2 separate regions of the Homo sapiens genome follow, and region 2 is linked to region 1. Evidence: read pairs that join two places in POLR2A ChIA-PET (ENCODE). Cell type or tissue: Panc1. All regions are shown on one strand. Each heading gives the region's core, and the rest is flanking DNA. Links, peaks and the distances in the headings are about the cores only. Region 1 overlaps RAB27A (RAB27A, member RAS oncogene family). Region 2 has its middle 24 kb from the start of RSL24D1.

Region 1 (4,399 bases), core at 295-4,294:
ACACTGAGTTGCTATATCAACTTCAAGGTGTTCAACCCTCCTCAATAAATTCATAATGCTGCTGTGTCTTCAGGTACTCCCACTTTTCCAATCAGGAAGAGTTTTTCCCCTGCAAAGTATGGGAAAAGAGCCATTCTGGAAAACCAAGTGTTTCTAATACTATGCCAGTTTTGGTTTCACCATAATGTTAATGAAAAGGTAGCATTCTGATACAAATAGATCACGTGTTTAAAATATTAGTATCTATAAATATGTTTATTATATGCCAACTTAGTTCTTTTAAAAACATTAAACTAGGCTCAGAAAAATCAAGGCTTTTCCTGATGTTTTAATACCACTAAATCAATGATGCCAGGATTCTTAGCTTCTTCCATTTGTTGTCAATAAGCTGTAGACAGCCAGCTATATATAGGTCTTTTTGGTATTTGTCAAGTCTACTGTCTCCATTAATATATATTTACAACACATGTTTAAATGTTTCCCTAAATATCATATTCTTTAACTGAACCAAAAAAAAAGGAAACTCACCTAATGGACAAGGTCAAATCAGATATATTTCTTATTGCTTCTCAAAGTCTTTCCTTATTTCACCTATTATTCAGTATGCAGAGTCTCAGAACTGACTGTTTGCATTTCTATCAGCAGCTGTTTATAGAATGGGGTGTGACTTGCGTTTGCTTATGCAAAATGACTGAGGAACAACAATGCACAGCCATCCAGCCAGTTTCTAACTCAGCCTGTCAGATTACAGTTGGCTTTTTTGCTATTATTGTTGTCCATCTCTAATTTTATTGCATTGTGATCACTAAATGTGGTCTGCTTAACAACAAATTTGGTGGAATTTAAGAGGAATTAAGTGTATTTATTTAGAGGCAGGGTCTCACTCTGTCACCCAGGCTGGAGTGCACTGGCGCAATTATGTCTCACCGCAGCCTTGACCTCCCCAGCTTAAGCAATCCTCTCACCTCAGCCTCCTAAGTAGCTGGGATCACAGGTATGCACCACCAAAAATGGATAATTCTTTTTAATTCTTTTTGGAAGACAAGGTGTCACTATGTTGCTGCCCAGGCTGGTCCTGAACTCCTGGGCTCAAGTGATCCTCCTATCTCAGCCTCCCAAAGTGGTGAAATTACAGGCATGAGCCACCATGCCCGGGCTGAATTAAGTTTTATAAATGTTCCACGATTATGTGAAAACAATCTGTACACCCTGTTAGTTGGATGCAAAATTACATACATTCTAGTCAAGCTAGTTAGTTGTGGTTTTTGATCTGATATATCCTTATTTATCTTTTTGCTACTTCATCTGTTTCTAAGAAAGGTGTGTTGAAACTCCTAGATCATATTCATTTTTAGAAAATAAGCCCAAGGTCATGTCTTAAAGAGGATGAATATAAAGCATAATAAAAGAACAAGCATTGCAGTCCTTATTCAGAGAAGCATTAAATTTGTGCTTTTCAGTCTGTTTTCTATGAAACGCTGGGATTCATGAAAATACTTTAAGAGTTCTGTAAACTTATTAAGATTTTTTTTTCTATGTTTGTTTTTTGTTTTTTTGAGACAGAATCTCACTCTGTCACCCAGGCCGGAGTGCAGTGGCCTGATCTCGGGCTCACTGAAACCACCACCTCCCGGGTTTAAGCAATTCTCATGCCTCAGCCTCCCTAGTGGCTGCGACTAAAGGCCTGCGCAACCACGCCCAGCTAATTTTTGTATTTTTTAGTAGAGATGGCGTTTCACTATGTTGGCCAGGCTGGTCTCAAACTCCTGATCTCAAGTGATCTGCCTACCTCAGCCTTCCAAGGTGCTGGGATTACAGACTTGAGCCACTGCGCCTGGACTCCTTCTATTATGTTTTTTAAAAACTGGAATAAAAAAAAGTATATAGTCAAATAAGTTACATACCAAATTTAGAGACCTCCAAGTTATTTACTTATGCTACTTTGTTAAGCTATTTATGGCTACCTTTAACGTATACATGTTATTTGGAATTCCTATAATTATTAGTTGAGAAGACTGTACTTTGCACTAGACTTCTCTCCTTTGCTTAATCAGAATGGATTAATTTGTCTATTGTGAAATTATTTAAGGAAGTACATGTGAACTACATTCAGTAAACGGCAGTCAAAGCTCAGGCACATGTTTCAGCAGATGTTTGCTTTCATCCTGTTACAACAGTCAATTGAGCAATAAAGAATGAACACAACATGTTGCATCACAACATTTTATTACAGATCACTATAGAGATTATTCTTTGGGAAGTTTGTTGTCTGACTTCTAGAAGCATGAAAGGGCTATTCTGGGTTTGGGCTACTTCTTTTTCATAGCAGATGAGTGTCTTCACAGTCAGTTCCTGCATAGGAAACCTACATAATGTCATTGCAACAAACCTTTCATTGCCTCAGAAAACTGCTCTGGCCCAGCTGGTTGCAAACTTTCTTTAGCAATAAAACTGTTTCTTCAAATAAAATCTTACATGGCACCCCAACATATAAAACAGATGGCAGCAGAGTGATATTCTAATGAAAGGAGTGAAGGTCAAGACACCAACGCCCATAGACCCAACAAGGACATAAGAAGAATCTCACTGTACACATTTAGAAAATCATTGCAGAAAGGTCTACCTACAATGCAGCTCTGAATCGTCTCATTTGCCTTTGGCTTTGTCCCTAAACACTTCCTCTCTGCCTAACCACTTCAGTTGACAGCTCATTTGTAAGATCTGCCACACTCTTTTATTCAGCGTCTCCTAAAGATGCCACCTCTCAGATATCACCTTAACACACTTCTTATCTGGGAGGGATTTGAAATGCTTTGGGTGTCCCTGGTGAGAACTGCAAGAGGAGCTATTTAAAGCTTAAGAGAATGAAAGAAGACCATAGGAAGAGTCTTGAGAACAACCATCATTGCGTCATTCCTGGGGAAAGGGTCCTGGAAATGAGTCCTGGAAAAATCGAGGCCAAACTGCCCAAAAGGCAACCAAAGAAGCAGCATCGACCATGGGATAGGAAACTGGTGTCCTTAAAGGGGCAAGAGAGAAAACTGCAGGGAGGATGTCTGTAACCAGCTACATTGGTGATCCTTTCTTGTATCTAAATGGACACTTTGAGGCCATCAGAAAATATGACCAGATTAGTCCTGATGGGCTCAAAAATCTATATATGGATGAACCCTCAAAAGTCAAGATGTGGTTTGAAGAACACAATGAAATGTTGGTATAGCAACTTTAAGATAACTGAGAATATATTATTTTGTGCTGTATCAGAAGCCACTTTATACTAAATTATAGCACAGAAGGGAATAAAGAGGTACAAAAATTTTTTAAAATACTGATCAAAGTAAAAGTTCAGATTTTCTCTACTAACTTCATTTTCTTTCTATGAATTCAGAAGAAATTTCTAGTATTAGGCTCAGCTAATGTCTGTGTCATGAGGAGTGTTTTACATGAAAGTACCCTTGCTTGAAACCATTACAAAGTTCCAGGGAAGGAGAAAGCGGCATGAGGTAGAGGGGACAGAGAAACCCCTAGCACTCCCTACCTGGCTTCATGTCAAGGCAGCACAAAATCAACTCCAACCCACAGGGATTAAGTACAAAGGGAGTTTTCAGACAGGTGTTCAAAGTCATACCAAGGTCAAACACCAAGAGACTAAGGAGCAGGTCAACAAAGGGGAAGAGTAGTTTATGGATCTGGGAGTCTTGGAGGTCAGCATTCCAAGAATTCAAGAGGACATCTGGGCAGACAACACAGTTCATTAGAGCCCACAGCAACAGTAGCTAGAAAAGACCGGGGGAGGGTGGTGAGGGATATAAAAACTACATATTGGGTACAATGTACACTATTCAGGTGATGGGTGCACTAAAATCTCGGAATTTACCACTATATTATTCATCCAAGTGGCTGGATACAGTGGCTCACACTTGTAATCCCAGCACTTTGGCAGGCCAAGGCAGGTGGATCACTTGAGGCCAGGAGTTCAACAGCCTGGCCAACATGGGGAAACCCCATCTCTACTAAAAAATACAAAAATTAGCTAGGCGTGGGGACACGTGCCTGTAATCCTAGCTACTCTGAAGGCTGAGGCACGAGAATGGCTTGAACCTGGGAGGCGGAAGCTGCAGTGAGCCAAGATCGCACTACTGTACTCCAGCCTGGGCGACAGAGTGAGATTCCATCTCAAAAAAACGTACAGAATAAAATAATAATTCATCCATGCAGCCAAAAACCCCAAAAGCTATTGATTGATAGACAGACAGACAGACAGATAGATACAGATATACGTATCTATCTATCTATATACAAAAAAAAAGACCCATAGTAGTTGTTGCTTTATCAAAAGCCAGAGAAATGTTCTAACCTTCTAAGTTACAGCAATTTATTCAATCAACTTGCTTTCCTC
Region 2 (4,399 bases), core at 135-4,134, 78 kb before region 1:
TTGTTCAGCCTCTCTCTCCTGTTAGTTTTGAAGGAGCAAACCCATCCAGTGCAATTCTTTTTTTTTCTTTCTCTCTCTCTTTTTTTTTTTTTTTTTTTTTTTTGAGATGGAGTTTTGCTCTTGTTGCCCAGGCTGGAGTGCAATGGAGCAATCTCGGCTCAACACAATCTCTGCCTCCTGGGTTCCAGTGATTCTCCTGCCTCAGCCTCCCGAGTAGCTGGGATTACAGGCATGTGCCACCACACCCAGCTAATTTCCTATTTTTAGTAGAGATGGGGTTTCTCCATGTTGGTCAGGCTGGTCTCGAACTCCCAACCTCAGGTGATCCGCCCACCTCGGTCTCCCAAAGTGCTGGGATTACAGGCGCGAGCCACTGCGCCCGGCCACAATTCTTAATCTAGAGAGTTTCAGACAAGCTCCGAACCAAAAATCTGTTTTCCAAGGTAGCCCACCTTCCCACATGGCAAATCTGTCCTTCAACGACACTGGCTTGGAGAAGGTTCGAGAAGCACAAAGGGGTAATTGCTAAATATTGAACTTCCTAGACAAGTCTGGGAAGAAACAACTTTCTGAACCAGCTAATAATTTAAGTTAAATGGAGCATGAAAAGGAGTGCCTCCACAGTTTACTCAATCTGTAGGATTTCTACAGAAAGCTATACCCAGAATAAGAAATTTTTTAGTAATTAATGCAAAGTCGCTTGTCCTGCAGGCACTTGGATTTTAATACAGTGCTTACAGAGGATTTATTCCTAGACATCTTTTTTAATCAACATCTCCTAACCCATCTGTGCTTCTGCAGTGAGGTTTCTAATGCTGAAGTGCTATGACTATTTCCATTTGCTCCATTATAATTATGCAAAACCATGTGTTTTGTTCTGCCTGATCCCAGTTCAATTTAAACACTGATTAAATTGGAAATAAATTAATGTGGTGCAAGTGTTGATGGAATCATCATAAACTGGCACTTACCCCTGGAAACAAACCATCCTCTAATGAATTAATTGTACTCTTTATTTAGGGAGAACATTAGATGTAATCAAATGGAGTGCACACATATTCACAGGCCCAAATAAATGGGTATGTTACAAGTGTGATAGTAAATTAAGTTAATTTCAAGAGGCTCTCTAGCACAGGATACACAGGCTGTAATTAGAAAAATAAGGAGTCCAGTAAAAGAAAACATATGATCTGCCTTGCCCATTTGACAACACCTTGTCCTTCCAAGGTAATGTGACTTTCAATCAAAGAGAATGGGGATGATTAATTCCTTGATTAATAACATGTACACATTCAAAGTAATGGAAATTCTAGATATTCACCAGAGAAAGTTTCTGCAGACACCACAGGAGTCTTCTACAAACCAGTATAATGCCACAGGCCCTGGGTTCCTTGCAGATAAAATTTGGAAGCTCATTAAAGGTATTTTATGGCTAATCTTTATTTCCATGAGCGTCTTATAAAGAGGAGATAGCTAAATTAGCAAGTGCATTTCCACTCCTAGAAATCACAATATTCCAACCCAAACAGTGAGACAACTCTAACCCAGCTTTTCTGGAGATGAGCCTGCACTGGACCTGAAAGGGTGGAGTTCTCAGCAGTTGAGGCATTCTCTGGGCACCCTGCCTATCTTTGGGGACCCTTGCTGAAGGATGGAAGGGGTCCCTCTAGTTTCCTTCAATTAGAACCCATGAACTTCTAAGAACACGCTATTCAAAATAAGGAACAGATTACTTTCCTGGATGGATAGAGCTCACAATTAAGTGGGCAAGTACAGCAACCCATGTTATGGGAGTAAACCAGGCCCAGGCATAACCCAGGTTCCCTCCAAATAGAGGCATCACAGATACAGGCAATGAGGTGTGCACAGGTAAGGAGAGCAGTAGGAAAATAAAAAGATGCCTGAACCTTTTTAGAAAAAAACCTTCTCAGGCTGAGATAGGTCCAAAATTTAGCACATTTTAAAATAGTTTTTGTTTTTAATTACAAAGTCAGTACTTCTCATTTAAAGCAACATCTGAATTAACACACAAAGAAAAATAACATTTAAAACATCCATAATGCTATTTATTCAGAAAATATTTGTCCTTGCAATGGTATTTGTAATTGTTTAAAAGCAGGATTTCTAAATCTCAGTACTACTGACGTTTTGAGCCAAATAATTACTTGTGGTAGGGGGCTGTCCTGTGCATTGCAGGATGTTCAGCGGCATGCCTGACTGCTAATCACTAAAGGCCAGTAGCACCAACCTCCACCCTGCTTGTAACAACCTAAAGGGTCTCCAGACATTCACAAATGGCCCCTCAGAGGCAAAAATCACTCCTGCTTGAAAACTACTCTTTTAGAGGAATCATATCATACAATTTTGAAACCAGCAATTTTCATTTAATGTATTGTAAGCATCTTTCTATGTCATTCGACACATGACTGCAGCATCTAATTTAACTAGTCCTTAATCAGTCCTTAACTTTATTTAACTAGTTCTTCTTTTCAATGTTGTGCTAAAAAATATAGTGAATATTTTAGTACGTGCATATTTGGGCACATAATTATTTCCTTACGATATATTTCTTAAGTACAATTTCCGAGTCAAGTTTTTGTATATTTTTTATGTCATTTTTCTTTTAAAACCCTTAACACACCTTGTATCATTTTCCATTTGTGATTGGTGTCAGCCTCTGTGACTTTCTTTCCCTCACTATTCCATGTGTGCAAGGATTGCCATCTGTTCCATTTACTATAATATCCCCACCATGTCTAGAAGTGCCTGGCACATAGTAGCACCTCAATAATATTCATTGAATGGGTGAATGGATAACCGAAAAAATAGCAGTTAAACTTTCAAACACTTTGCAGGTTGCTAGTTTTGTAACTCACTCATCTTATCCAAAAATAAACATTTGAAGTTGATCCCAAAGTAATAAATAGGCTATAAATATATCTTGCTTTTAGAGAAGAGGGAAGGGTATTAAGAAGAGGTAGATTAAAAGTCCAAAACCTAGATAGGAGCGGTGGATCACGCCTGTAATCCCAGCACTTTGGGAGATTGAGGTGGGTGAATCACTTGAGGCTAGGAGTTCAAGACTAGCCTGAGCAACATGGTGAAACCCCATCTCTACTGAAAATACAAAAATTAGCTGGGCAAGTGGTGGCAGGTGCTTGTAGTCCCAGCTATACTCCGGAGACTGGAGCAGGAGAATCGCTTGAACCCAGGAGGCAGAGGTTGCAATGAGTCGAGATCGTACCACTGTATTCCAACCTGGGCAAGAGTGACGCTGTGTCTCAAAAGAAAAAAAAAAAAGTCCAAACCCGAACACTTGGGTTTCAAGGCTGCAGTTAGAGTGAAGAGATTTTGGTGGAGATAGGGAAGCAATGAACTATTTATTAAATCCCCATAGCTCCAGAGCTTCTTTAAAAAGTAATACTTATTTACTACCCTCATGACTGTAAAGCTCCCTTCCTGGGAAGAAAATAATAAAGACAGAAAGTGGCTTATTTGTTTTTATAAGTCAGCTAAGAAATTCAGAAGATGCTGCTTTGACTAAATCATTTGTGTTTTATGATGGAAACCCTCCAAAATGAGATTGAATAGTTCATCTGCACTAACACACTGTACCTGTCCATATCTCACTAATGGACCTTGAACTCCAATGTCATTGGGGAAACACAAATCTGATGGTAGAATGTCTTAGTCTGTTTGCTGCTGCTAAACAGACTACCTGAGACTGGGTAATTTACAAGGAAAATAAATTTGTTTCTTACAGTTCTGGAAGCTGGAAGTCCAAGGCTGAGGGACTCGCATCTGGTGAGGGCCTTCTATCTGCGGCATTCAATGGCAGAAAAGCAAAGGGCAAGAAAACACATGGGAGAGACAGAGCCCACTCCCAGAGCCATTTTTTAAAGGCGTTAAACCCACCCACAAGAGTGGAGCCTTCATGGCCTAATCACCTGTTAAAGATACTGTGTCTCAATACTATTACAATGGCAACCAAATTTCAACATGAGCTTTGGAGGGAACAAACATCCAAACTGTAGCAAAGAGGTTCTGATAAAATGCTTCAAGTAATATTCCACTTACTGCTATGCCTGTCCACAGATGGTACAACTCACTTATCTTGGAATAAAAACCCCAATGTCCTCCCTGCATATGTCCTCTTCACCTCCTTTTAAAGTTAGGTGAGTTTTTGTGTGTGTGATAAACCATGCACCAATGGAAGGACAAGATTATGATGAGTGCCTCATTTAGGATCCAAGCAGAAGTCTTAGCCAGGCCTTCATAATTGGGAGAATTAAAGATAAAATATGTAGATCCTGGCAAATGGACCATGCAATCCTCACTGTTTAATTCCAAGGTCGCATCGACCCAGAGAGAATATTAATCAAACTCCAATAAAAAATGA

The links. Peaks named below come from ENCODE experiments on the same cell type or tissue, not always from the same donor. Only the 100,000 strongest peaks of a DNase experiment are listed, where the experiment ranks them.
Region 2: POLR2A ChIA-PET joins it to region 1 with 5 read pairs; 3 of 35 experiments call an interaction of 5 or more read pairs at or near these places.

What each region holds. Positions count from the first base shown.
Region 1 is chr15:55,248,424-55,252,822 of GRCh38, forward strand. The region is part of intron 2 of RAB27A (RAB27A, member RAS oncogene family); the gene reads right to left. Among named protein-coding and RNA genes, the nearest start is that of RAB27A, 39 kb to the right of the region's middle. In Panc1, for the core only: no CTCF peak of the experiment used is centred there; a DNase peak (open chromatin) is centred at 2,188.
Region 2 is chr15:55,170,977-55,175,375 of GRCh38, forward strand. No RefSeq gene overlaps it. Among named protein-coding and RNA genes, the nearest start is that of RSL24D1, 24 kb to the right of the region's middle. In Panc1, for the core only: no CTCF peak of the experiment used is centred there; no DNase peak of the experiment used is centred there.